Regions from separate parts of the Homo sapiens genome. Here region 2 is linked to region 1. Evidence: chromatin loops called from intact Hi-C (ENCODE). Cell type or tissue: chondrocyte. All regions are shown on one strand. Each heading gives the region's core, and the rest is flanking DNA. Links, peaks and the distances in the headings are about the cores only.

What was found. Hi-C counts contacts between places; a loop is a spot of excess contacts. Peaks named below come from ENCODE experiments on the same cell type or tissue, not always from the same donor. Only the 100,000 strongest peaks of a DNase experiment are listed, where the experiment ranks them.
Region 2: it touches region 1 in a loop (3-fold over the local background); 5 of 110 quality-filtered maps call a loop at or near these places.

Annotation. Positions count from the first base shown.
Region 1 is chr19:28,870,682-28,885,714 of GRCh38, forward strand. No RefSeq gene overlaps it. Among named protein-coding and RNA genes, the nearest start is that of LINC00906, 87 kb to the right of the region's middle. RefSeq lists enhancers at 10,135-10,886, 10,887-11,636, 12,387-13,136. In chondrocyte, for the core only: a CTCF peak has its summit at 8,675 (motif pointing left); no DNase peak of the experiment used is centred there.
Region 2 is chr19:29,256,064-29,271,096 of GRCh38, forward strand. No RefSeq gene overlaps it. Among named protein-coding and RNA genes, the nearest start is that of UQCRFS1-DT, 50 kb to the left of the region's middle. In chondrocyte, for the core only: CTCF peaks have their summits at 7,572 (motif pointing left) and 7,772; no DNase peak of the experiment used is centred there.

The DNA.
Region 1 (15,033 bases), core at 6,350-10,349:
TCAGAGTCTGCAGGGGTCACAGAAGGGGTGGACGCTATCCTGCCTAAGGCCAGGACCATGACCCTCGAGTCCAGGAGTCTTACGGCTGACAGTGGGGTCAAGCAGGGGAGGCGGGGGAGCACCTGAGGCTTGGACCTTCCCTTCATGGAGTTGTTAAAACTGCATGGGGACTTCAGGTGACAAATCCAGGAAGCAGCAACCGTCATTCAGAGCCAGCAGTTGGCACGCTAAAGAAATCTAAAGAAATCCTGGGGTCTCTGGGTGGTCTGGTATGGATTACCTCTGAAGCCCCGCTCTTTCTGTGTTGGTCCTGTTTAAACCTCCACACTGAAACTCGTTTTTGCTCTGACCATTATCAATATGGAACACAGGTGTGGGCTGAGCTGGGCGGGTTGATGAGAGCTGAGGGGAGGACATGCTGACATTAGAAAAGTCTCTGAGATTAGAACAAGCCCCTGGTCCACCAGGAAAGGAAACAGCAATGCCAGAAAGGCAGGAGAATCTGGATTCGGAGAGGACCTATGTCAGTTTCTAGATCTGGATTTGGGGAGGACCTATGCCAATTTCCAGGTGGACATAATGAAAACTGCAGGGTCCGCTTCTACATCCCTGGTGTTGGATCTCCACAAAACCTAGAACAGTGGCCTGGAACACTGGGATGGTTGTAGTCCCTCAGAGTTTAGGCTGGCCGGAACTGCACACACAAAATTGTCAATCGTCACTCCCAACTCAGGACTGGCAGGCACAACAGTCTCCATTGCCCAGGACAGTGCAGACACCACAGTCCCACACAGCCCAGGACAGTGCATACGCCACAGTTCCCCATGGCCCAGGACGGTGCCGACACCACAGTCCCACGAGGCCCAGGACGGTGCGGATGCCACAGTCCCACACGGCCCAGATGGTGCACACATACCCTTCCCTTATTCTCCAGGAATGGGCAGACCCCACAGCACCTCACAGTCCAGGCCTATGCACACGCTACATTCCCCACAGCCCAGGTCTGTGCAGATGCTGCCTCCCCTCATAGCTAGGACCAGGCAGACGTGGGAGTACCTCGCACTTTATGAGTGGGCAGACATTGTAGTGTCTTCCAACTCAAGACTAGGGCCAGAGGGATAAGGAAGTGGCTGAAAGAGGCCTTGTGATCAGAACTGCGAGCATTCAGAGTGTGTACATAATGGCTGAAGATCAGTCAGAACCCCGTAGCTCTGCAGATGTCAGTGTGGACAGAGGATGCCCAAAGGATAAATTTTTTTCTTCCCAAGACTAATATTTAAAAGTCACATGAGTCTTGCAAAATTAAATAACACTCTAGGAAAAATTTCTGGATTCATTGTATCTGGAATTAATTATGATGATCATTTTTGCAAAGATTGTTATAGAAAAAATAGATTTTTATCCTTGTGCACATTTGGATTTTAAGAAATTAGAAGAGCCAGTCTTCAACATCGTCCTGGGCTCCATAATCCCCTTGCATCCATGTTGGAAGTTCCCACTGGGAGCACACGGGGAAGGGTGCCCTGAATGTGCCTTTCTGCCACCTGCTCTGGGGACTGTCCCCATTGCCAGGGAACTTTGGGTTCTTTACCCCTCCATAGGCAAAGGAGAACCTTACACAGAAATCAGCCTTCTGTCCTCACACAGTAGCCTCATCACAGGGCTTCCAGGGGCCCTCAGGCAGGTGGGTGCTGAAGTTTCCCCCTAGATGATCAGCAGCCTGCTTCCACCCGAAATCCAGTCCCCCTGGCTGCCTGTGACAAGAGAGCCCTTCATGCTGAGTGCTGCTCTCATCGCACCTTTTTCTCTCCGTGTTTAGACAGAGAGAGTGGATTCATGTTTGATTAAACAGTGTGGGCCCAGGAAAATCAATTAGCAAGCAAAGTGATCCACAGTAATCAGGATCAGTGCCATCTACTAAGCTCCCACGATGTGCGAGGTCCCATATAAGGGCCTCACTGTATCATCTCCCTTAATCTTAATGAGATGAGATAGATAGTATTATCTTTCTCACTTTACCAATGAGTGAGAGGGCAGAGAGAGGTTAATGCAGAATTGCTAAGTATCTGATCAGGATTTGAAAGCAGGGGTTTGCAATTCTGTAGACCTTGCACTACACTTGTGGGGCAGAGCCAGGCATCCCTCACATCTTGGTGACCTCAGGGAGTTGCCAGGATTGGAGTCCAAGACCCACCCTTGTTGGGGTTGGGGGGCAGCTTGTGAGCAGCCTGGAATGAGCCCCATGATTGATCGCTGCACCTTCCTTCCCACAAGTGGGTAATTTGGTCTCCTTCTTTGTTGCAGTTTTTGCTTTTGTTTTTTAATTTGAAATAACACCATCCAGTTGGCAAAGCCTGTGGGGAGAACCATTTTATTACTTTTTCTAAATATAACGGGAAAAAGTTGCTGACCCAGAGCTCTGTGGCAGGAACAAATTGTGCAAGTTCTGTTAAGAAGAGGATAGATGTGCACCTGGGACTGCAGAGAGGGGCTCCCAGGATGGGCTTCTGCCAGAGGCTGATGTCCACATTGTGTTCTCTTCCAACGCAATCATCACGTTAGACGAAGCATGAGAATTTTTCATCAGCTGTGTTTAAACTTGATGATGCTACTTGCAAAGGAGGGGCTTTGAGTCCCAACTCAAGTCATACTTCCTCTGGGAAGCATTCCTGGAGTTTCATCTGCCCAAGCACCAGCATTCTGCATTCAGAGGTTCAGTATACACTGTCTCACACTGGCGCTGTCTTTAGTATCTAACTGTCTCTCCAGGTTGTTTTCCTGGGAGGCAGAAACTGGCTCTCACCTTCTTTTGCCCACACTGTCAGCACCTAGAAGTGCCTGGCATGTTTCAGCCCTCAGCAGTCACTTGTTTGGTAACAGTCACCTGAATGTCAAATCTTGCTCTGTAAATGAGAACAGTAATACATATACACCCTTTAGGGCTGTTGGGAGGACGAGGGACAAAGCATAAAAAGCATTTATCACTTTGCCTGTATGTAGTAGGCAATTAATTAGTGTTGACTATTATAATGTGTTTCAGAAATGAATAGCTGCAAACAGAGCTCAAGTTGTCATCCCTGTGGGAGTGGGATTATGTCTCCTGGAACTCTATGGAGGTCAGTCTCCTGTGTCATCATTTAACTTTCTTATCGATCTGAATCCACCCGCCGATGAGACCTTCTGGTGATGCTGCCCTGGAAGGTGTAATTAAAATTAAAGCAAAACCAAAGAAATACATTAGAAAGGAGAGAAGCAAGGGCTGGGAGTGACAGGGAGGCAGGTTGGAAATGCAAACGAGGCTGTGCTAAAATAGTCTCCACGGCTGGGAGAAGGAAGAAACCATCCAGAATCTAAGGGTTTTCTAAGAAACGGTAATGGCAATGAGGAGGGCCGCTGGGGAGGACTCACAGATCTAGGTGAACCAGGTCTGTCGGGAGCATTTGCCGTGTCTAGTGGCCCAACTCACTCATAGTATAGAAGGCAGGAGGGGGTGGAAGAGATGGAGGGGATGGCAGGAGATCCCAGAAGAGGTGAGTGTGTTGTGTTTTTCTATCTTCAAGGTCAAACATATGGTCTCCCAGAAAACCAACACCAACTCCAAGCTTAGTCCACACGCTCCAGGTAGGCTCTGGGGCCCTCTGGTTCAAGGCGCCTGGAGCAATCAGCCCTTCAGATACCCCTGGAGATGGTGATTACTTCATGGCACATCTTGTAACCCAAGCCGGTCCCATGAGAATGTCCCCAGGATGAGCACAGGTGCTACTGAGAGCAATGACTTTTTCCCAGTGGACTGGATGCTGGGGGGATGGGGAGATGGTGCCTTTTTAAATCCTTTATCCAAAAGCTGAAGCCCGAGACCTAGGCTGGGAAGCCGGGTCAAGAGATAGACATGAAGCTCCAGTGACTTTTTTTTCTGAGTCCCTGGATCAAACCACACCTGAAAGTCACATATGTGTTTGGTTTTCTAGTTTTATGAAGCAGTAAATCTGCTTTGTTCTTGACCAGTTTGTGGTGAATTTACTTTGGACACTAAGCGTTCTGAGGCCCCAGGCCCCAGGAGGGATACAGTAGATTGGTTCACCCGACATCTGTTCTAGTCCTTTCTAGTGGGTGTTCCTTTACTGCAGGGGTGGGGGAAGCAAAACTCCAACTCCAAGGCCCCTCCCAGCTAGGGCTCTGTATCTGATTGAGGTTCCACCAACCAGGTGTCCTATGAGACTTGACTTGCGGCCAAGTTGCATGAAAGAGGGGAGGCAGCCGTTTCGCTGGTGTGTTTGCAGCAGGTGCAGAGGCGCTGCTTGATCCCCGTATCACTGCCAAGCTGGTGGAACCTGGAGCTAGTGCTTAGGATAAGACATGACGATTCACCTCCTGTGTGATTATAGCAAAAGCAGCATGCAGTTTTCCGGATGGGCCAGTTCTGCGGTGAGGTCCTGGGTCCCAGTCCTACAGAGCCTGCCCCTGCAGGCCTTCCAGGGGTTTTGGAAGCGCCTCATTTCCAGTATTCGCCCCCTTTTCTTGAAATAGCTGGAGTGGTTTCTGATTCCTGCATCAGTATCCTGACTGATACAGCAGCAATTCTGCCTTTGGACACGGTGTTTGCTTTCCGTAGTCAGGCGTTAGCACGTCAGGCTCCCCCGACCTTGGGCGTCTTACTGCCTCCAGGTGGCAGGAGGCTAGTGACTGCTCCCTGAACCCCCAGAAGTATAGATGGACCATATTTGTGATGTGGTTCCCAGCTGACCCAGATTTGGAGTGGAGGAAGGAGAGATGAGGAATGGAGGTGGGTGCAAAAGGATAAATTGACTGAACTTGAAAAGAGAAAATGCTGCCATTAGCATGGGCCATTCTCCCCGTGTGCCTCCTCGGGGTTTGTGAAGAACAGGAATTAAGTCGTTCTGAGCAGCCTCCACAGAGTTATCCTAAAGGCAGATATACCCGGGGTTCTTTGGCCATGGTGCATGCCTGTCCCACTCCAGAGGAGGAAGACAGCAGGCTGGAGGTGGGTTTGGGTTGTTTCTCAGGAATCACAATTTGGGATCCCTGGTACAAAGCCAACTTCCTTACGATTTCACACTGAGTGATTGGCACCACCCATGCCCATATCAAACAGCTAAAAACACAGCCCCAGGTATGTTCCAGCTTTCTGGGTCTTCTCAGATATATGGGTTGTTCCTGAGATCAAGGACAGGGCACTGTGTTCTCTCAGTGTAGTTGGGCCCCTATATTTGACACTTCTTTTACATTTGATTTCAAGCTCCAAATAAAATCCCCTACATATAAAGGTTCTGCAGATTCACTGACTGGATGCCCTCTTGACTTCCTGCTAGCGTGCCTTACTGTACAGTAGGACAATGGTCTCTGAGAGTGGGCTTTGAAACAGCAGGCTCAGCATCACCACGGAACTTGTTAAAAATGCAAATATAGGCTGGGCGCGGTGGCTCACACCTGTAATCCCAGCACTTTGGGAGGCTGAGGTGGGCAGATCACAAGGTCAGGAGATCGAGACCATCCTCACTAACATGGTGAAACTCCATCTCTACTAAAAATACAAAAAAAATTAGGCAGGCATGGTGGTGAGCACCTGTAGTCCCAGCTACTTGGGAGGCTGAGGCAGGAGACTGGCGTGAACCCGGGAGGCAGAGCTTGCAGTGAGCCAAGATTGCACCACTGCACTCCAGCCTGGCTGACAGAGCAAGACTCCGTCTCAAAAAATAAAATAAAATAAAATAAAAATAAATAAATAAATAAGCAAACATATGGCCAGGTGTGGTGGCTTATTCCTGTAATCCCAGCACTTTGGAAGGTCGAGGCAGGTGGGCCATTTGAGGCCAGAAGTTTGAGACCAGCCTGGGCAACATGGAAAATTCCCATCTCTACACAAAAATTTAAAAATAAGCCGGGTGTGGTGGTGGGCACCTGCAGTCCCAACTCCTCGGGAGAATCACTTGAGCCTGGGAGGCAGAGGTTGCAGTGAGCCGAGATCATGCCACTGCACTCTAGCCTGGGTGACAAAGTGAGACCTTGTCTCAAAAAAAAAAAAAAAAGAAAAGAAAAGAACACAAGCCTCACCCCAAACCTTATGAAATGTTAGCTTTCTCACAGGGTTATTGCAGTGATTAAATTGAAACAAGATGTGTAACACATCTAGCCAAGAATCTGCAGTTACAGGGCTGACACTCTTTGGGTCTGTGTGTAAGGGTGCATGTGTGTGTGTATGTACGTGTGTGTGTGCATGTATTTGCACACGTGGGTTAGTGTCTGTGTGTGTGTATGTGTGTGCATGCGTGTGTATTTGTGTGTGCACTTATGTATGTGTGTGTATTTAGGTCACTGCGCACACCCTCAGCTCTGTCTGCGATGGCTCTCTTTGTCCATGATGGACCTGTATTCATCTTTCAGAGTTTTACTCAAGCATCCTTTGGTCTATTTGCCTGTGAGCTCTTGTCTTGTCTTACTCCCCCCGCTTGTACTAGCCCCTCTCCCAGAGCTTCCTCCCTATCCACATTCCTTGTTTGCATGAGTAGAGTAATCCCTGTGGCTAGTCTGGGACCCATTCACCCTTCTCCTGCTCATGGCATCCTGGTTTTATTTTGGGAAATTTTGTGCCACCCAGTCCTAATCCGTGTGGTGTGGTGGGATTGATCCTACAGCATATTGTCTGGGCTGACCAATCTTATTCTACTTCAAGGCCACAGTGATTGATTCACAAGTGAGCACGGGACATACGTGGGTCCAAGGCGGGTAGGTCTCTAGATCTGGGCTTGAAATATTGGCCCATTTTTGGTTGGGATGGGAGAAATCCTGCCCAAGCACAAAGCCAACTTTGAGTAAAGCAGAAGGAGGCAATGGAGACCAACTCCCGGCTCTGAATGCCTGAATCTGTCAGTGACCACCTTTTAGACCCTGTGAGTGTGTAGCTGTGTGAATTAACCAAGACCTCTTTTTGTAAATTTTAGGGGATTTTGTTCTTGTGTTGTTTTCCCAAGTCACTGTGATTGTGGTTTTTTCCCCTTGAAAAAGAACGAGTTGGGTTTCGTGACCCTGTTAAGGGACCTGGTCTTACAAATGCCTGGTTCCTGCAAAGTCCTCGGTCTATGGTAGACCCCCAGGAAGTGCTGAATGATGGAATGAATGTCTACCAAAAGAGAAGGGCTGAGATCTTTTCCTTCAGCCTTTTCTTCACCTCTTCAGCATGCATTCATGCGGCACTGCCCATGCTCCAGGCTTCTCTCCACTGTGCAATTTGCCTGGCTGACAAATTCCCCTGACCACCTCAACCTGCACAGTATCTGTGAGATCTCAGGGGATGAGCAGAAATGTCTGCACCCAAAGGCCAAGTAAGGCCCCTCCACAACCCTCTGGGCTGAAAGTTGTTGAGTTCAGATGGCTGTGCCATGCAGCTGTCTGCTAACCATGCCCCATAGAGTGGAGCAGACACTTGTAAAAACGTCCCTCTGAAACTGGCTCTGTATGGCCCCAGCAGGAATTAATTTGCTATTGTAAATGAGATTAACCAGCCTGTCTTCCAAAACTCATTTGTCCATCAGATGGTGAGGTGACTGGTGGCCAACCTACTGGGGGATGTTTTGGAGAGGGGGGAGCTCTCCACAGAAAACGGCCTTCTCTGCCCTTAACTTCTTTTTGAATTAGGATTCCTCTTCCACACAGCAAATGTTGGCTCAAGCTTTTGGGCAGCTGCAGGACTGCAGTTAGTTAGGGGTAGGAGGCCCACCTGGGATGGGCTTCTGGCAGCTCTCTGAAGGGTGGAGAACATGACCTGGATGTTCCTGCCTGAGGAAGGAACCATGGCCACAGACTGGGCCCTTTTTCCTGCTGCTGGTCAGGGGACTTAGAAGCCCTCCCCGAGTCTCTGGAAATCTTGGATCTGAACTCCAGGCTCTGGGCTTCTAAGCCGTGCCTCCCGCTCCCCTGTCACCTGGTGAGGAATATGGGATGAGGGAGAAGACAGGGTGAGGCTGGCACAACGGGGAGAGGGTCGGAGGAAAGGATGCCAGTGATGTGCTTCAGACCTTTTCTAAAACCACAGGTTGAATTGTTGATTTCTGGTCAGGTGTGGTGGCTCAAGTCTATAATTCTAGCATTTTGATAGGCCAAGGAGGGAGGATCACTTGAAATCAAGAGTTTGAGACCAACCTAGGCAACATGGTGAGACCCAATCTCTATTTAACAATAAAAATAAAAATAAAAAACTAAAGTGTTAATTTCCAAAGCCATGTGTCTGTCTCCTTAGAAAACCTCTCAAACTCACTGGAGCAAACAGCACCTGTAGACTCAGCGCGGGAGCGCCTCTTCCCTCTACAGCTCCACAGACATCACTGCACTCCCAGCAGCACAGGCAGGAGCCTGCACCAGGAAAAGCTCAGGGATGTGCTGGCCCACTCCTCTCCTCTGACCCTTGAGGACCCAGGTCTAGGGGGGATTAAGAAATATGCCATAGGAAAAATAAATGCAAGAGCTGAATGGAACTAGAATCTCTGTCGCTGGACTCCTAGCTCAGTCCCTTTCAAGCTGTTATTTAGGATTATCATCGGACTGCCCTGGGCCTCCAATTTTCAGGAGTTTTTCACCCCACCCAGAGTTTTAAGGCACTCATTGTGAATTACACAAATCATGGATGTAGCCCTGCTAGCGCTAAGCAATAAGTTGTCCTGCATCGCCCCCTGGTGGGCTTTTGAGCTATAGTCATATTAAATATATTAAATTTCTAGGAAGGACTGAAGTGGCTGGACCCTACCTCTGTGATACCTTAATTCCTCCAAGACTGTAAGACGGTCGGCTCCATCCACGCACTCCCTCTCTCCCACCTGTGTGGAGCGCCCTTCTCTTTTCTCAAACTGGATTTGATTATTATCCCAATCCTAGTTGCCTTTCTCAGGCACTCAGTTCTCTTTCACTGAAGCTCTCAGCAGAGTGTGGATCTAGGTGCACTGTGCTTCTATTGGTTTCCACCTTAGCTGGGCTGCCTTCTGGAAACAAGAACTTGGCTGTTTTAAAAAAATACATATATATATATATATATATATATATATATATATATATACACACACACATACACACATATACATATACATACATACATATATATATACATATATATATACATATACATACATACACACACATATATACAAGCATGCGGTGTATAATAATCCCATCAGGGTAAGTGGGGTGTCCATCACCTCAAGCATTTACCTTTCATTGTGTTATAAGCAAAATACTCTTAGTTATTTTGAAATGTACAATAAATGATTGTTAACTGTAGTCACCCTGTTGTGCTATCAAATACTAGATTTTATTCCTTCTATGTTTTTATACCCATTAACCATGCACACTCTCCCCTCCCCCAACCCTTCCCAGCCCCTGTAACCATCCTTCTGCTCTCTATCTCTGTGAATTCAATTGTTTTACATTTTTAGCCCCAACAAATAAGTGAGAGCAGGCAAAGTTTATCTTTCTGTGCCTGGCTTATTTCACTCAACATAATGACCTCCAGTTCCATCCATGTGGTTGCAAATGACAGAATCTCATTCTTTTTAATGGCTGAGTAGTAAGCACTCCATTGTGTACATGGACCACATGTTTTTTATCCATTCATCTGTTGGTGGACAGGTTGTTTCCAAGTCTGGGCTATTGTGAACAGTGCTGCAATAAAAATAGGAGTGCAGAGATCTCATCAATAGCCTGATTTTCTTTCTTTGGGGTCTATGCCCAGCAGTGGGATTGCTGGATCACATGGTAGCTCTATTTTTAGCTTTTTGAGGAACCTCCAAACTGTTCTCCATACTGGTTGTAAGTTTGTTGTTTTAACCTTATCACTGGATACTTAGCACTGGGCACAGTGCTAGGGCGTAGATAAGACACTCAAATATTTCTTCAAGGGAGGGAGCAAGGAAGACAAGGAGGCCAGAACACTTGCCTTGGACATCCTTGAACCCTCACCACACATGATGTACAGCCTGGAAGAATAGCATTAAATCATGGATGGACAAGCAGATGGATGAAGAAATGACTTTCTCCTGGGGCTCCCTCCTGTCAAACTCCCACTTCTAATCTCCAGTGGCACAGGCCCCTGTCCTGCCCTAGCGCCTGTCCAGGTCTAAAGTGGCAATCCTGGGACCCCATTGCCTGCAGTTTCCTGATGTGTTTTTTGCATATATTTTTAAAGACAACGGAACCCAGAGATTGGGTATCCTATTTTTTGGTTTAAAACTGTCAGAGATGTTTGAACCAGAGTGACTCCATCTTGAATAGGGGCTGGATAAAAATGGAAACTGAGATCCGCTGGCCTGTTCCCGGGAGGTCAGGCATTCTTAGCCACATGAGGTTTATGGTTAAAGGAATAGTTGAATTCATGTTGACCAAACAGACCCAAGACTTAACCGACCCAGGAAATGTCCTAATGTCCCGATATCTTAAGAACAAAAGCATTCTTAGTTTAAGAATAAGTTTCGCTTTAAAGATGCAGATTCTTGTGAAGATGGTAGTTACACAAAGATTAGCACTCCTTTGACACAGCCCTGGTAGTGGAGCACATCCCCCACAGCTTTTGCTTTGTTATTCTATATATAATCAAGCATTTCAGCTAAGATGGATGCGTTCCTCCTCTTGCCTTTGGGAGCGCCCTGCTGTGTCTACGAAGTAGCCCTTGCTTTATTCCTATACTTTCTTAATAAACTGGCTTTTGCTTTACTCTGTGGACTTGCCCCCATTTTTTTCTTGTGCAAGATCCAAGAGCCCTCTCTTGGGGTCTGGATTGAAACCCCTTTCCAGTAACAAAACCACAGTGGCCCTGATTTTCTTAGAGAGAGTTCCTGAGAGTTCATAAGAAAAGATTTGAGTTCTGATTGTATCCAGATCAACCAGCCTGACCTGGACATGTTGACAATTGTCGGTGCCATTACAGGAAAGTCTCCATCCAGGAGAGGTGGGGGACAGGGCCGGTGCCCATTTGCCTTCTAAGCAAATGCGTCAGAGACTGTTCTAATAGGGAAAGAAAGTATAACTAATGAAATTAAATTCAGGGAAAGAAGATGAGCTCTACTAATGATTAATGTTCAACTTAATAGATCAGCAAGACATGCTGAGTTGAGAAGCTGCCCAGAGGGTTCCAGCCCACTGCCCAAGCACAGGAGGAACAATGAGAGGAGCGACTTCCGCTCCCCGCACCCGCGGCTTGTCTCTGGGGAAACACAGTTATTAATTGCTCTAAAATGTCAGTCACTTTGCTTCAAAGTAGCCACTTCCCCGGCTGCTTTCTGATCTCCCCCTTGAAAATGACTTCCAGTGTGGACATTGACTCTAGCTTGTGTTTAAAACAGAATTTGGGGCTGGGCTTAGTGGCTTATGCCTGTAATCCCAGCACTTTGGAAGGCCAAGGTGGCCGGGTCACCTGAGGTCAGGAGTTCGAGACCAGCCTGGCCAACATGGTAAAACCTCATCTCTACTAAAAATACAAAAATTAGCTGGACATGGTAGTAAGCACCTGTAATCCCAGCTACTCAGGAGGCTGAGGCAGAAGAATCGGTTGAACCCAGCAGGTGGAGGTGGCAATGAACCAAGATCACGCCACTGCACTCCAGCCTGGGTGACAGAGCGAGACTCTGTCTCAAGAAACGAATTTGGGGGCTACCTAACCTATCAATGCACTAGGCTTTTACATCTTTTTTTCTTTTAAAGACAAGAGTCCCACTCTGTGGCCCAGACTGGAGTGCAGTGGTGCAATCATGACTCACCACAGCCTCCATTTCTTGGACTCAAGTGATCCTCCTGCCTCAGCCTCCCAAGTAGCTGGGACCACAGGCCCAACACCATGCCTACCTGAAACAAGCTTTTTACAAAGTGACAAATCAGCTCAGTTCAATACATGTGGGTGGGATCCTGCTGTTCTGCTGCCCTGCCCCTGTGGCTGCAACCTCAGAAGGCAAATACCCACAGGGAACAGACGCGCCCAGAACAGTGTGAGGCAGGGTCCGCGGGGGCTTCCAAAGAAGAAGACAGAGAGCTAGAAGGGGCCTCAGCTGAGGCAGTGCCCGTGGGCCAATGGTGGCCGCACTGTCTTCCTGGAGGGACAGGCCCTGGGCTCAGAGCAATGTGCCAGCTGGGGCTGGGATTTTCTACTCTCTCTTTTCCAGGCACCAGTGGCAGATAGGAAAGGACCACTCCCCCAGGGTTCCCCTTTGGGACACATGGCCTCCTTCCCTCTCCATCCCTTCCTCCTGGGGTTTCATGGAGCCCCGACTGTGTGCTGGGCCCTGCGGCAGCTAAGGTCACCAGGCTCCAGGCCCTGCTCTTGCAAGAGATCCAGACAAGCTGCCTGGGAAGTGAACAGTGGGAAGCCACACACCAGGAGAACTGGAGCAGGCAGGCGTCACGGTGCGGTGTGGGGAGGGGTGGACATCTGTATGACAACAAAATCCTCCCTCTGTTTTGAATCTCGCTGTATTGAACTCTGCAGTCTTTAAAATAATGTAATCTCTAGGACTCTGCAGCTTCCCAAATCCTATTGACCTGTGATTTGGATAAGAACTGATCTCATTTGTGTCTGAATGAATGAATGTTGTCTGTGCAAGCAGCTGACTTCAGGGCTAGGCTGGTCTCCAGCATCATAAGAGCAAAGGCATGCTTTGTGGTTACAGATTGGCACTGGAGCGGCCCTCCCTCCCTCTCTTTTGGGGACCTCGAGGGTCCAGGGGCGAGGGGAGCCGTGCCAGCAGCCTGCCTCAGTGTGTGTTCTCTGAGCACCTCGTGACCTTGCTGGGAGTGTGTCTGATCAGCCGCTTCCCTTGTGACCAAATATTTGGTCATGGCAGCAGGAGAGAATTCCATCAGTGGACAGCTCTATTTTTAAGGCTCTGGCTTTGTTTTCTCTTTCCTGAGAGGCAGTCCCTGCAGCAGGCTTGAGCCTCTCTCACTGACAGCCTGCCTCGCATAATGTTAAGCAGGCATCGGACACTTGCTGGAAGGCAGGGAATTGCAATGAAAGAGCACGGAGGTGAGAAGCTGTGCTCCTTGGGGTGAAGGCAGCTTCTGTGCTCCTGGGATCTACTGTTAAGCCAGGGTGACGCCAGCTTGCATGCTACCGGAGGGGTAAGTGTGTGTGTTTGCGTGTGTGTGCACGCATATTCTAAGATGACAGCATCCTGTCTGCCTATCACTGCCTGAAGCACCCCTTTCTCCAACCCCACTAATCAGCTCATTCGCTCACCTTCCCCTATGAATGTATCTCTTTGCCCACCCCTTTGCCTGGGACAACCTGTCAATTTCCAGCCCTCCTCTCTTTCCTTCTCTTTTCTGCAAAACCTCGTGGGATGCCACATGAGTCTGTTTTGTGTTGCCATAAAGAAATATCTGAGACTGGGCAATTTATCAAAAAAATGTATAATTGGCCATGGTTCTGCAGGGTGTACAGTAAGCGTGGTGCCCTCATCTGCTTCTGGGGAGGCCTCAGGAAGCTTTTACTCATGGCAGAAGGGAAGTAAAGCCGGCATCTCACAGAGCGAAACAGGGAGCAAGAGAGGTGCCTGGCTCTTTTATTTTATTATTTATTGTATTTTTTGTGTGATTATTTTTAACTTTTATTTTAGGATCAAGGGCACATGTGCAAGTTAGTTATATAGGTAAACTGTGTGTCATGGAGGTTCGATGTACAGATTATTTCAGATAATGGGCATAGTACTCTGTAGACATTTTTCCTGATCCTCTCTCTCCTCCCACCTTCCACCCTCAAGCAGGCCTCGGTGTCTGTTGTTCCCCTCTTTGTGCCCATTGGTTCTTATCATTTAGCTCCCATTTATAAAGAAGAACATGCGGGACTTGGTTTTCTATTTCTGCATTAATTCACATTGGATAAAGGCCTCCAGCTCCATCCATGTTCCTGCAAAAGACATGATCTCATTTTTTATGGCTGCATAATATTCTATGGTGCATATGTACCACATTTTCTTTATTCAGTCTACTGTTGATGGGCACCTGGGTTGATTCCATGTCTTTGCTGTTGTGAATAGTGCTGCAGTGAACATATGTGTGCATTTGTCTTTATGGTAGAGTGATTTATTTTCCTTTGGGAATTACCCAGTAATGGGATTTCTGGGTCAAATGGTAATTCTGTTTAAGTTCTTTGAGGAATTGTCACACTGCTTTCCACAATGGCTGAGTTAGGTCACCCTCCCACCAACAGTGTACAGGAATTCCCTTTTCCACGCAACCTTGCGCCAGGCTCTTTTAAACCACCAGCTCTTACATGAACTCATTGCTGCAGGGAGGGCACCACGCCATTCATGAAGGATCCACCCCTATGACACAAACACCTCCCACCAGGCCCCACCTCCAACACTGGGATCAAATTTCAACATGAGATTTGGAAAGGACAAATATCCAAACACATCAAGCACCCTCTAATCTAGTAGCTCAATCTCAGCTCTCCTGCGAGCTGGCCCTGTGGTTTTTGCACATGCGCTTCGTCAGTCGAGGGATCCTTTCTCCTTTGTGACAATGTGACCTCTCATAGGGGACATGCTGCCTGTCCAGAGCCCCATCAGAGGCTTAGCTGCTCTTGCTATCCAATCTCTCCAGGGACATCGCAACCCTCCTCTTGCACACCCGCCGCTCATGCCCTGAGTGATAGATGGTGTTGTGTGGGCTGTGCTCCTGTTACGCACCTGCCATTTGTGCCCTCAGGAATAGGTGGCGTTGTGTAGGCAGTGCTCCTGGTTTCTGCTGGAGAATAACTGGTCCATTTTGACCTTCTCCAACCCCACAGTTTTTACCTCTCTTGGACTGGTGCAGGGGAGCATGGCTGGAGGCCAGCCAAGTAGACATTAATTCTTGGTCTGTCCAACCCTTGGGAAATGCTCCTTTCAGCAGCGCCTCCAGGAGAATGTCCCCTAATTCATAGGGTCCCACCCTTTAGGCTTTCTTACTACCTACTCCTGGACACAATGGCTGATCCACACGTGAGCACTGGAGCCATTTGGGACAATCATGGAATCACCCGGGGATTTTTTGAATGGA
Region 2 (15,033 bases), core at 5,348-9,347, 380 kb after region 1:
TTGGGAAGTTCAGAAGAAACATCTGTGTTAAGGTTAACTGAGCACCTGCTACCCACAGAACTGAATACGCTGAGCTCGCTGTGAAGCTAAGGGCTGGGCCTGGGGCTGCGGGCTATTCAGGTTAGGCAAAGGGAGGAGGACGGGAAGGGCCATTTTGAGGGCTGGCTCTCTGTTTAGCAAGGGTGACCTAAGTAGAGTCAGCGCAGGGAGATCCAGGTTTGCAAGGCATGAATCTTATACAATCTGGGGATCCAGTTTAAGAAAAAGAGTATAATATTATAAATACTAAATTTTGTATGAAAATGAATTTCTATTATGAGAACATAAATCACAACAAATATTAGAGGCTTAGACATTCAGGCCCCTTTTCAGATTTCTTTAGGCAATTTGCCAGAAATACTTTTGCAGACACATTTTATGATAGCGCCCTGGCCCTCCTCCCCACCCAAAGCTCTGCTGAAGTCCCAAGCTGCCAGCAGATGAGAGGGTCTGATGCTTCATTAACTTCATAATCAATTCATCTCTTTGGAGAAGATCCACCATGCCAGGCTGCCTTCGTGAAGAATGAAAATGACAAATCAACAGAAACCAGCTGTGATCCAGTGAACCCAGCTCCTATGATCCCACCCAGTGCCCTCCTGGCCCTGGGAGGGGCAGAGCAGCTCACAGCAAGCCTCAGCCTTGAAAAGCAGGGTTAGAATCCTTGGCACCCAGGCCAGGGCCTGGTGCATAGGAGAGACTCAGCAAAAGGTATGTGAATGGGTAGATGATAGAGAGTAGCTATAGGGAGAAACCAGCTGCCAGGGCTTTACAGGAGAGGGGGCTCAGAGCCTGATGGCTCTACGTGTGCATTTAATCAAACATTTAAGAAGAAATAATGCCAACTGTACACCTCTATGCTCACTCTTCTAGAAAACAGAAGAGTAGAAATGGCACTCTGACCCAGCTTCATGAAACTAGAGTCAGATATTTGGTATCACGTTTTTTTTTTTTTTTTTTTTTTTTTTTGAAATGGAGTCTCAGTCTGTCACCCAGGCTGGAGTGCAGTGGCACGATCTCGGCTCACTGCAAACTTCACCTCCCAGGTTCTAGCAATTCTCCTGCTGCAGCCTTCCGAGTAGCTGGGCTCACAGGTGTGCACCACCACGCCCAGCTAATTTTTGTATTTTTAGTAGAGACGGGGTTTCACCATGTTGGCCAGGCTGGTCTCAAACTCCTGACCTCAAGCGATCTGCCCACCTCTGCCTCCCAAAGTGCTGGGATTACAGGTGTGAGCCACCATGCCTGACCGGTATCACATATTTCTGATACCAAAGCCAGACAGAGAAACTTCAGGGAAAGACCAATATTACTCATTAAATAACTATATATGCTAGAATGTCTGAAATGTGAAAGTATTCACTGTCTGGAGAATGTGGAGCAACTGGAAATCTAAGCCACAGCTGGTGGGATGTAAAACAGTGCAATCACTTTGGAAAACAGATGGACAGTTTCTTTAAAAATTAAACACACATGAAAAAGACATACACGTTTCATGTAAACCCATGATTTCACTGTTAAATATTTATCCAATAGAAATGAAAACATAGGGCCGGGCGTGGTGAAACCTGGCCGGCATGGTGAAACCCTGTCTCTACTAAAAATACAAAAATTAGCCGGGCGTGGTGGCAGGTGCCTGTAATCCCAGCTAATTTGGAAGCTGAGGCAGGAGAATGGCTTGAACCTGGGAGGTGGAAGTTACAGTGAGCCGAGATCGTGCTATTGCACTCCAGCCTGGGCAACAGAGTGAGACTCCATCTTAAAAAAAAAAAAAAGAAATGAAAACATAGATGTTTTCATACAAACACTTGTGTGTGAATGTTCCTAACACTTTCATTTCTGCGAAACTTGACACTGAAGTGAGCATCCATCAGTGTGAACAGATGAAGAAGCTGTGGCATGGCCATATAATGGAGTGTTATCCAGCAATAAAAAGTCTCAAAATAATTGTGCTCAGTGAAAAAAGCCAGACACAAGGAGTGCAGACTAATTGATGCCATTTACATGAAATTCTGGAGCAGGCACGCTAATCTGCAGTGACTCCAAGCATCCCAGTGTTTGCTTGAGGCCAAGAATGGAGGGTGAGATTGTCTGCAAAAAAAGAGAATTTTGGGGGTGATTAAAATATGCTACATCTCAGTTGGGGGGAAGTGGTCACAGGGGAGTGTTTGTTAAAACTTAAAATGTACAATAAAGTTTATTTTAAACTTGAATAAATATAAATGAATAAAAACACACAGTTTCAAACTCTACTCCTAAATATTTTGATTTAATATTTAATGTCTGGGTAGATAAAGCCTAGGTATTTTTTATAATGCTCCCCTGGTGCTTCTGGGGTAAGACCCAGGTTGGTGAAGGAATTGGACATAACTTTTGAAAAGGTCAATGGAGTCAGGTCACTTCTCTGCTCAAATCTTCACAAACACATCCCATTTCCATCTTTGCAGGTTCGTCTCAGAATACTCTGTGTCTCTCTCACTGTGACTCTGCCACCTGGACTCTCACCCATTCCTTTATTGTCCCCAGTGGTTCTGCTGGTTCAGGCTGCACGTTGCCCTTTGGCCTGCGATGCTCTTCCCTGCACAGGGCCGCATGATTTCTGACATTCATGGCACCTTCCTCAGCAAGGCCTCCCCTGACCTCTCCATCTGTGGTCACCCTCCATCCCCAGGCTCTCTCTTCATTTCTTTGTTTCATTTTCTTCACAGTGCTTATTGCTTTGTAAAATAATCTAGCTGTTTCATTACTTGTGATTCACCCTCTCCGTAGTTTATAAGCTCAATGAGAGCAGGAGCTTTGTCTGTCTTGTTCTCTGCAGTATCTTGTCCCCCAAATGGTGCACAGTAAGTGCTTAAGAAAATCCAGCTGGATAAATAAGCTCACAGAGTTGTTGTGAGGTAGTGAAACTGAAAGATTCACCATTGACCACTGAAGAAAAATTACAGAAAAGGTTGAATAAATCTTAGAACGTGACTACAAGCAGTGAAGGAAATGCAGTGCTTCATTTTCTTCTTTCACTTTCTGATATTTTCCTAAATCCTTGCAAAGAGCAAAAATTGTCATGAACTCCTATGAGTACATCTGTCCAGCCAATCAGCCACCATCCGCCTCTCCAGAAACCACCATACGGATTCACAGGGAGGAGTCCCTCCAAGGCAGCCCTTTTATACCCCATCCTCCCTGGACACAGCTAACTGGAGAAGCAGCAGACACCTTGCCCTTCCTGGGCAAATCAGATCCTCTGCAGGTGGCTAGCTAAGGTGGGAAGTTAGCTGGCTCCTCCTAGTGGAGGGAGAAGGGGCTAAGAAAGTGGAATGTCTTGCACCAGTGGGAGGGGAGCAGGGCAAATGCAGAAAGCAGCAGGCTAGACCACAGGGCTCTCCTGTTCCAAGGCCTGCTTAGCTCAAACACGTCCTCACCTTAGAATTCCCTCTCCTAGAAACCATCCATTCTGTTTTGTTTTGTTTTGTTTTGTTTGTTATCTTTTTTGCTTGGGCTCACTTGAGTGCTTCTATTAGTTGATACAAGAAGAATTGTAACTAATCAAACCTCCATTACTGTAATAATAAGAAAAATAGTGCTATAAGAATTCAATTTACATACAAACATTTTTAATATGAGTACGTATTTACAACCGGAACATAAAGAGAGGTCCCCTTGTAGTTTCTATTGTGCCATTCTTGACTTGCAGGTTCTCTCTCCCCTAGTCCAGGATGCCCTTGGAAATGTCTGATTTCCAAACCAAAGCCAGGGCTGTGGGAATGCTGATGGCGATGTGGGTGACTGGGTCCCAGGTTGTCTCAGCCTTGCGTGGGAGCAGCCGTCCCTGAAGACACCAGTGCCCCATGCCTGCTCAGCACTAATTTGAGCTGTGACACCATTTTCCAAGCTGTCACCACCTCCAGCAACAACAGAACCTCTCTGGGGGGAGCAGGGAGGGTTGGTATTCAATTTCCCTCCTCTGCTTCTCAAGAGTTGAGTTCCCAAGTTCAAAGACATCTATCATGGTGAGTGATGGATTGTATTTCAGAGCAGGTTGGCAGCAGGAGGGAATTGGATTTAGAAACAACCATCTGGCTTTTGCAACTGTGTGCCCTTTGGCCTGCTCAGCGTCAAGCCTGCTGTCACACAATCTGAGTAGCCCTGGGAGCAGACCCGACCCTCGTGTCCAGCCCAGACAGGTCTCTGTGCTGGAGAAGTAGACAGCACTCAGGAAGCTAGTGAGGACCCCATGGGGCTGCTCATGGAGGGAGTTGGGGCTGAGCACAGAGATCTTTTTGAGAGCCAACTATATGCTGGGCACTGGGGAGACAGACTGAAGAAGACAAAATGCCTGCCCACCAGCAACACTCATTCATTCATTCATTCAAAATCATTTAGTTTTTGTGTGTGTGTGTGCCTACTAGGCCCAGGCATTGGCAAGTTTGCTTCCCACTGGACAATGGGCAGCTCTTTGTCTCTGAAATCGCACTGTTGGGGCTCAGATGCCAACTCCATTGCCTTGTTTGTTGTGCAACACAGGCAAGTGGTGCTGATTGGCGGTTGAACATCAGCACCTTCCCTCTCTACAGCACTGTGTCCCCCCCTGCTGGTTGGGGGTAATAATAACACCCATCTATCTATGGTCTCTGAAACAGTGTCGACAGGGCACCTGTGAGTAGTAAATGTTCACTAATATTAGCTGGTAATACTTTTTAAATTTGCTTATTAGTTTTTGTTTTTGCTGTTACCACTTTTATTGTGTCCATGCATTCTTTACTCAGACACAATTCTTTGACCACCTTTTTAACTGACTTATCAATTGGTGTGATATCCTTACACCATCCATTTTAGTAGCCACAGCAATGGCAGATTTTAATGCAATAACTCACACTAATAAGGGGTGTCCCTCTTCGCATGTAATCTCCCTTGGGTCCCCATAAGCTGGGGCTCTGGGTGGTTCCAGAGTCTCACAAATGCAACATCTCAATGCCATCTGTGTGGTCAGCAGCTTGACACTCCGGCTGCATTTTCCATTCTGTGAGCAGATTGGGAGGCAGCCAAGGTGAGTATCAGCTTTTAGGATACCTGGGGAGAGACTGTGTCTCCTCACTGCTTAGCAAAGAGTGGAAGAACAACCAATCAGTAGGCAGTAGGCCATGACAGCACTTGCAGCTGACAAGCAGTGTCACTCTCTGTCATGTTTTCAAAAACTCTTTAGGGGTAGCAAGCTCTAGAAGACACCAGGTTATACACGTTTAGCAGAGGCTGCATGCAGGGGCAAAGAACTTGCAGTGTGTATGCTTTGGCCTTTCATTGAGATGAATCCTAAAAGTAGAAAAAACGCCAGGCATGGTGGCTCATGCCTGTAATCCCAGCACTTTGGAGGCCGAGGCAGGCAGATAATCTGATCACCTGAGGTCCGGAGCTCGAGACCAGCCTGACCAACATGGAGAAAGCCCGTCTCTACTAAAAATACAAAATTAGCCAGGCGTGGTGGCGCATACCTATAATCCCAGCTACTTGGGAGGGTGAGGCAGGAGAATCGCTTGAACCCGGGAGGCAGAGGTTGCAGTGAGCCGAGATCATGCCATTGCACTTCAGCCTGGGCAACAAGAGTGAAACTCTGTCTCAAAAAAAAAAAAAAAAAAAAAAAAAGTAGAGAAAAATAAGAAAAAGACTGGGTGCAGTGGCTCACACCTGTAATCCTAGCACTTTGGGTGGCCGAGGAGGGCAGATCACCTGAGCTCAACAGTTCGAGACCAGCCTGACCAACATGGTGAAATGCTGTCTCTGCTAAAAATATAAAAGTTAGCTGGCCGTTATGGTGCATGCCTGTAGTCTCAGTTACTCGGGAGGCTGAGGCAGGAGAATCGCTTGAACCTGGGAGGTGGAGGTTGAAGTGAGCCGAGATTGTGCCACTGCACTCCAGCCTGGACAACAGAGAGAGACTCTGTTTCAAAACAACAAGAAGAAGCAAAAACACTTTGGGAGGTTATTTATCCTTTACCCTCAAGGGACTCTCATCTGGGTAGTAAAAGAATAAAATCGTTTGATAAAACAGTATAAAAAGATGTTTAAACCCTAGTGGTGTGTAGTTGTGTGTGTACATTAGTGTGTGTCTAACAGAGGCCAAGAATGAGACACCAGCCAATGACATCATCCACACTGAATACAGAAATCACCACATTAGCTAACATTTATGGAGTGTTTATTGTGTTCCAGACACTGTACTAAGTACTTCTATGTGCATTACCTCATTTAATTATCACAACATAATAATGTATGTAAAACACTTAATACCTGGTGCTGAGAAGGTGCTGAATATGAAACTGTCACCATTACTATTATTAATTATTATTGTTTAGATTATCATCCCCAGTTTCCCGATGAGGAAATTGAGGCTCAGGGATGCAAAATGGCCTTCCCTTGTTTTTTAATTGCAAAACGATCTCAAACTTGGTGTGTGTGAATGTGTGTACGTGCACAAATCTAAGGATAGAAAGAATGGAAAGTGACCTTTCTCCTGCACCTTTCTAGCACTGAGAATGTAGTAGCCACTGCCATTCATTCACTCACTAAGTCCTATTTCGTTTTCTTAGCTGACAGATCAGGACACAGGAGGATGGAATATAACTCAAATAACTTTTCCAGAGTCACGGAGTGAGACAGGCGTGGAGTTAAATTCTTCCAAGGTGGGTGAGCATGAACCCAAAGTTCTCCTCCACTCAGACAATTCATCCTGTAAGACTCAAGATGCTCAACTGCAGAGTGGTCATGACATGACTCCTGCATGCTCAAAGCCACAGGAGGGCCAGAAGAAGCTATGCATGTGGACACCTCAGTGGGAAATCCTGTCCACTGCGTAAGCACCCAAGAAACAGTTGGGTCTCCTCTTTTAGTGTGAAAGTGCAGCATCTGTTCACACTGTGGGGTGAGCAGTCCACAGAGCAGAGCCCACGGTTCTGCAATCCGGGGCTCTGCCCCGTGCCCCTCTCTGGACACACTTTGGCAAGGACATGGTTCCAGTCCACTGCTCTGTGCCCAGAGGATATCTCAAGCCCCACAATCACCCAGGAAAATGGCTTTAGTTCCAGAACCAGAGAGAAAAGGGAGGCTTCCTGGGGAAAGACAAGGACAGCTAGAGGTTCATTTCTGCCCTTGGTTCTCCTTTCTGCACGTCATGTGTAATCCTGTCTCTAAATACCTCCCTGGCTCAGCTGGGCATTCTCATGCCAACTGGGATGAAGAGCAGCTGGTTCAGGCTGTGATTGGTTCCTGGGACCTCTTCTTCCCCTACTGCCAAGGCTGCAGTTGCCACCAAATGATGGTTTCCCCTCCCCCTGACACTGCCTGGAGCCCAGCTGACTTCACACTTCACTCCTCCCTCCTGCTCACCAGTGATAAGAATAGCAACCACAGCATCACCCCAAACCCCTCCAGGGTGAAGGAAGGGGCAGCTGTCACCTTAAGTGTCAACTCCAGGTCCTTGTGAGCTATAGAATCAGGTTTGAGAAACACCCTTTGGTTGGGGAAGTAAGCACCAGACACCCCCTGCTGGCTGAAAGTGGAATTCAGGTTCGTGGTCCCGCTGCAGCCTGGGAGAGCTCCCTAATCTTCATGGACATCATTATCCCCATTTTCCAGATGAGGAAACAGACAAAGAATTTGCCCAAGGCACCACTGCTAGTCAATGATGCCCTCCAGGCTAATCCCATTCCAAATCTCCTTTTTCTTTCCGAGGGACTGCCTAAATATCTAGATGTTCCACACCCAACCTTTCAACTCTCCCTTCCTATGCCTTTTGATTCAGTAAATGCACCGTTTGTATTCCCTTGGAAATTCCACTCTGGAAGGAGAATCTTTTGACAGAGGCGTGCTGCATCCTGAGACGCTGAGCCGATGCAATCACTCATTATCTCATTGATGCAGGGCAGAAGGTCCCCTCCCTTCCAGCAGGCCACAGAGGAATTCCTCGGAGGATGCAGATGCTGCATGTCTTGACTTCCAAGCCAGGGAATTTCTGCCTTTGTGCCTGCACCTGTATTAATTAATCATTCTTCTAACACTGGCTGTGTCTACATGCATTATTCTAAAAGACAATTCTATTCTTAAAAATAAGCTAATTTAAGCCAGTGATCTGCTGCTTTTTCTTTTTTCTTTTTTTTTTTTTTTTTGCTAAATTTTGGTTTTAAAATAAAATCAATCTTAAGAATAGAGAATTCAATAAGGCAAAATTCTTGAAAGAAGCTTATCATTTATTCATTTATGTAGCATGTATGTGACAAGACCAGGCTAGCAATGTAGGGAGTGGATCAAATAGAACTGACAGCAAAGGCCCCCAGTCTAATATGCGGAAGAAAGAAAAGACAAGCTCACTGCAGAATGCAGAGAAACACATCACACAGGCAAATAAAATGTTCCTTGTTCCCATTTTCACCCCTTAACAGCAAAAAAAATAAATATGCATTCATCTTACAGGGCATAAAAGAGAGGTCTGTTCAATTGTCAAATCTAGAGAAACTTGGTGGTGGAGGCAGAATTCATGCCTATGAGTTTACCATCAATTGCTGAGATTATTAGAACAACACGGACATGCTTGGGAGTGGAGAGGGGACTGAGATTAGCATCACCAGGGAAGTGCAACGGTGGGTGGGTTCCTTCTTGTAGGGGAGTGAGCAGGTGTTAATTGCCATTGCTTGTGCAATGGCATGGATAAGGTTAGGCTAGCATTTGGCATCCACTATCTGTAAAGAAAGGGTTTTTTAATAGTCCTCACATGTCTACAGGGTGTGACAGATTTAAATTAGATAAGAGATAAATTGTTTTCAGGGACAAATTAAACAAAGCAGTTAATGATATTACAAATCACTCTCAGCTGTCATTGAAGCAGTCCTCTGATGTTGTCCATGAGGCCCAGTTCTGTCCATCTGCAAGCTGCTGTGGGGCCCTGAGCACAGACCTTGCAGCTAGACCATGTGGGCCTTTCCCAGGCTCTGCGCTTCCCAGGCTGTGAGCCTGTGATCACCTCACCTCACATCCCGGAACCTCAGCGCTGCATCTGTGAAATGGGGCTAGCTCCCCCATCTCCTCAGATTGAGGTCAACAATGTGATGTCATAAAAAGTGTTCGCTAAACACGGTCACCACTATTTAAAAAACAATCACGCAAGCTTGGGGTGGATGTGATTTGTCTGTGCAAAGGGTCGACAGTGGTGGCGTGCAATGATCGCCTCACATTACCGAGTAAGGTGGCTCTGCCACCATCATTCTTGTTGACTTCTGGGGGAGGGATGGAGTCCCAAAGAAAAGAAAAGAAGGTCCCAGGGCCTCTGGGAAAGACCACATTACATGGTGTGGGTTGTGTTCCTGAATGTGTCCATACTGGAATGTGGGTCTCTGGAGGACGGATGTTCCCAGTTTCTCTCTGCACCACTCCCACCCCACTCCTAACGCTTCTCCTTGACTGGAAGGAAACATGGCCTCCTCTCTCCTCGGGGTTCATCTCCTATGGGGGCTTCCTTCCTCCTGGAGCCTGGAGAGAGATGCGGGGGGCAAGGGTTGCTCCCACTTTTGAGCAAGTCCTGAATTTTATCTCCCACCTTGGCCTGCGTGCAAAGGACAGGGTACCTCTCATCTTAGTGTTCTGCCTCCTGGATGTGCGTTGGACATTCCAGGCTGTCTCTCTGTCCACATTCATGTAAGGCCCCAACACACAGCTGCTTATTCTGCAGGGTGACTCCTGATCAAGGCCAGACTCAGCACCACTCCAGATTGTGCACTGTCTGGGGCAGGGCCCTCCGTGTCGCCTTTCTGAGCCCCTAACAGATCTCGTTCAAAGCCGGACCCATAATCAATGCTCAGAGAAAGTGTTGAACAGACACATGCCCCAAAGAGTCTGAGCTTCTTCACTTAAAGTTTCCTGGGCTCTGCCTCCATCCTCAGAAATGACCCATCCATTTCAAAAAGAGGCTCTCCAATGTCAATACTGCACCTCCCCAGGATCCAAATCCATTTCCCTGCTCCTCCAGCACAGCACAATTAATAAACGTCCCACTGGCTTGCCATTCCAGGTTGGGAGCTCACAGCATCCCTTGAAACCATGCTGGCAGAGAATTTGTCACCGTCAACTCGCTGCTCCTCCCGTGGTGCCACACCCCAGATGACACAGAGCATGGCCTATGCCTGTCAGCAGACCCTCCACTGCTGCTGTTGCCAGCCCCCAGGTCTCATCCTCCTTCCAGGGTCACCTTTGGAAATGCTGCCCACTGAGTAAGTGCCCAAGAAACAATCAGGTCTCCTGTTTTAGTGTGAAAATGCAGGTCTGTTCACACCCTGGGGTGAGCAGTTCACAAAGCAGAGCCCATGGTTCTGCAATCCAGGGCTGGCTGTGCCCTGCATCCCTCTCTGGGTTGTGAGGTTGTGTGGGCTGTGGATCCATATCACATGCCAAATACTCTTCCTGGTGAGAGGGATGCAGAGATCAGCAGACACACGCCAAGACACCAATAAACTGGCAGCCACCTACAATCCAGAGCATGTCAGCTGGTGACAAGGGCTGAGAAGAACACCCAGAGTGGCTGCGTGGCCAGGGCGGCATCCTGAAGAGGAGATTGCCAAGCAGTGCTGGAATTGTATGAGTAAGTCAGCCAGGGACAGTCTGAAGAGTGTGAGCCAAGTAAAGGGAACAGCACACGCAAAGGCCCTGTGGCAGGAATGTGGTTGGCTTGGTCTGGAGGCAGAGGAAGCTGAGTGACAAGAGTGGAGTGACAAGGGGGAAGAGAGAGGCAGAGGCTAGAACAGGTAGGGCCTGTGAGCCATGGGATGAGCTTCTCTAAAATTCAGCCCCCTGAATTTTAGATTCAGGGGGTCCAAATGCAGGTGCGTTCCATGGGTGTATTGCCTGATGCTGAGATTTGGGCTTCTGTTGAACCCGTCACCCAAATAGGGAACACAGTACCTGACAGGTGGTTTTTCAACCCTGTTCCCTCCCTCCTTCCCCACTCTAGCAGCCCCCAGTGTCTAATGTTCTTATCTTTATGTCCATGAGTACCCAGTGTTAGCTCCCACTTACAAGTGAGAACATGTGGTATTTGGTTTTCTGCTACTGTGTTAATTCACTTTGGAGAATGACCTCCAGCTGCATTCATGTTGCTACAAAGGACATGATTTCATTATTATTATTATTATTATTTGAGACAGAGTCTCACTCTGTCGCCCAGGCTGGAGTGCAGTGGTGCAATCTTGGCTCACTGCAAGCTCTGCCTCCCAGGTTCAAGCCGTTCTCCTGCCTCAGCCTCCCAAGTAGCTGGGACTACAGGTGCCCGCCACCACGCTTGGCTAATTTTTTATATTTTTAGTAGAGACGGGGTTTCACTGTGTTAGCCAGGATGGTCTCGATCTCCTGACCTCGTGATCCACCCCCCTCGGACTCCCAAAGTGCTGGGATTACAGGCATGAGCCACCGCGCCTGGCCCTCATTATTTTTTAGAGTTGCATAGTATTACATGGTGTAGATGTACCATACTTTTCTTAGCCCACCATTGGTGGGCACCTAGATTGATTCCGCGTCTTTGCTATTTTGAAAAGTGCTGCCATGAACGTACAGGTACAGGCGTCTTTTTGGTAGAATGATTTATTTTCCTTGGGGTACAGACGCAGCAATTGTATTGCTGAGTAGGATGGTAGCTCGGTTTTTCATTCTTCGAGAAATCTTCAAACTGCTTTCCACAGGGGCTGAACTAATTTACATTCTCACCAACAGTGTATAAGCACTCCCTTTGTTCCACAGCCTCGCTAGCATCTGTGATGTTTTGACTTTTTAATAATAGCCATTCTGATGGGTGTGAGATGGTGTCTCATTGTGGTTTTGATTTGCATTTCTCTGACGATTCGTGCTGATGAGCATTTTTTCCTATGTTTCTTGGCCGCATGTATGTCTTCTTTTGAGAAATCTCTGTTCATGTCCTTCGCCCACCTTTTAATGGGATTATTTCTGGTTTTTGTTGTTGTTGATGTGTAAGTTCACAGAAGGAGTTTCCATCTGAGGCTGAGAGTGGGCAGCAGAGGGGCGCCGTCTGATACAGAATATCCAGAATGTCTGCAGTTCCCTTGGCTACCCACACCGCGGGGCTTGAGGGACAGGAGCCGGCACAGGAGAGCTTGGCTGCAGTGTGGACAGTGGTGGGAGGCTGGTGGGTGCAGAAACGGGGAGGTCATTCAGGAAACGGTGGCAGGCGTCATGAAGCAAGTACGGAGGCTAGGCCCGCGGGGGAGGCTATGGGGAAGGAGAGACTGTGGGCAGCTCCAGGGAGGGCGGCCCAGACCCCGAGACAGACTGATGGGACCCGTGGAGAGAGAGGGCGAGAGAGGGATGGAGGGGCTGCGAGGCGTCCAGCCTGCATAACAGGTGAACAAATCTGCCTCTCTAAACACGAGATCTGCCTGCAGGGAGGCGACTTCCCTGGTTCAGTCCCCTCTGATAGAGACCGGAGAAAAGGCCACCTGGGCAAAGCTTCCCAGGTGGGGCGAGCAGCTGTGGGAAACGGTGCGCACTGGAGCACCCTGGCCAGCCAGTTTTTCTCTGTGTTTGCAGAAAATAGTCATTTCCTCCTCTTTCTTCTTTTTATTGCCAGGAGAGAAGCATTTCCGCGAAGCCCCAGTGCACGTGATGGGAACGTGCTCCCACTTCCTATGAGTTGCTAGAATGCCGAACAGTCTTTGTGAACGCAAATGGATGGCCTTGTCAGCAGCGAGAATATGTGCAGAATATACAGTGGCATTAGACAGGGAGGTGGCCGGCATCCATGGAGCAGATCTGCATGGGTACAGCCCGAGGGTCCGGAGGCGGGCTGGAGACCTACTCTGCCTCCGCCCAGCTTCCTCATGCTCGAGCCTGCTAGGGCAGGACTCAGCCCAGAGAGCCTGCTGGATTTGGGGCTCTGTGTGGAAGGGCGAGGAGACATCGCAGTGCCACTCTGACACTGCATACATTTTCCTAAAGCACAGGAAAGGAAACAGAAGGCTCCAGGGAGCCCCAGGACTTGACCTCTGGGATTGGGCCATTCTAAGGGCAGGCTCAGCAGTCTCTCTGCTCTCCAGGAAAGGCGTTCCCTCTACGGGAGACAGCTCTGGGCTTGCTTTGAGGGCTCCAGACTGGATTCAGCATACGCGGGAGCTGGGGGAGGGCGGCTTGCAAGGCGGTGAGCTCCCCGCCACTGGAAGCTGGAAGCTACAGGGAAGCTTCCGCGGAGGACTGGCGATGGCTTCTTTGCTCCAACAGCTGCTCCTTGTGCCAGGCTCAGGCTGAGTTACAGCTAGAGGTGCAGTGGCTACAAGAGTTTCTGCTCACGGTCATGGAAGAGAAAGAAAATGAACAAGGTAAGTGCCATGAAAAAAAAAAAAAAGAGGCATGGGGGAGAGGTGGGGGATTTTGCAGCTTGGTCCCCAGCAGAGAAGAGCCATTTGCTGAAAAGGAGTAGCACTGGGTGCATCTGGAGCAGCGGCAGCCCACGCAGAGGGAACAGCCACTGCCGAGGCCCAGAAATGGACATTCGTTGTGACATTCGATGCTGCTGAGATGACATCTAGCAGTTGGTGCCTTCCCCTCCAAGTCCAGAGAAGGAGGTGAGGCCTCACCGGGGGGGCCTATGGCCTGGAAAAAACCTGTGTAGGTGTGATCTTGTTCTGGGGTCCACTGGGACGGGGGTGACAACCAGGCGGCCAAAGTGGAGCGTGGGAAGGGGCGTGTCAAAGCTGAGCTCTGTCCTGCAGGCCTATGGGCCAGCGGCTCCCTCTGTCAGGCTGGTGGGAGGGGGCTCCGTCTGCCATCTCCCTCACCCGCCCCCCCTTCCCCCCCCCCCCCGCTGTGGCTGCCAGCTCTCACACCCGGCATACGCTGGATTCTTATTTTAGCTACTGTGACAATTCTCAAAATAGGCACCAAAGAGGAAAAGGTGAGCCTTCCCCCACAGGTGCTGGAGGGAGGGCCACTGTGGGGCACACAGGCAGCCCCTCCCGACATGGGGTCTTATTGTGTTTCCCTCACACTTGCAACGGGAACAGAGTTTCAAGGCTGAAAGTTTAAAAACTGCTTCAGGACTTCACGAAAACCCTGAATGAAAGTGCTTTAAAAAGTGGCAAAAAAAAGAAAGAAAAAGTAAAAACACCCAGAAAGTGCCAAAGAAAAACTGCAACAAAGTAGAGAAGTTAAAAATACCTTAAAGTAATGGAGAATGAGAGAGTTTAACATTCTCTTAGGAGGAAGATTTAATCCAGCAGCTGACACAAAGTGTTTGCAGTCGTGGCCCGGGAATCACGGGAGTTGAATCGGAGCCCCTGAAGATCACGTTCCCAATGAACAAGTGCAGGAACAGAGGCCACAGCACATACCCAGGGACATCAGAACTTCTCACATACAGGTTGGGTTTGCGTGCATAGAAATTCCTTCCTCTTACTAGGTACAAGCAAACCCTCCTGAAGGAACCAGAGATCCTAGAATTTCTAGGCCATGTGGACATCATCAGGATCCTCGTTGCTGTCTCAGTTGTGCTTACCCTTGGGGGACTTTCCTACTGGCTGAGAGAGCAGAAACAAGACATTAAACCAAGCTGGGGGTGTGCCTTCCAGCTTTGATGCTGAGCCAGAAAGATGGGGGTGGAGACGCCACTTCTGCAGAGCCCAGGGATGCCACTTGAGGATGCTGTATTCGTTTTTTTATTGCTACATGACAGATTGCCACAAATTTAGCATTCAAAATAATATGTTTATTAACTCACATTTTCCATGGTCCAGGAATCCAGGCCCCAGGTTCTGCTCAGGGTCTCACGAGCCTGAAGTTGAGGGGCCCCCGGGCCTGCATTCTCATCTGGAACTTGAGGTCCTCTTTTAAGTTCATTCAGTTTGTTGTGAGAATTCAGTTCCCTGAGGTTGTAGGGCTGAGGCCCCTAGTTGTTTTTTTTTTTGTTTTTTTTTTTTTTTTGCTAGTTGCTTGCTGGGCCCATGCTCAGCTCTTAGG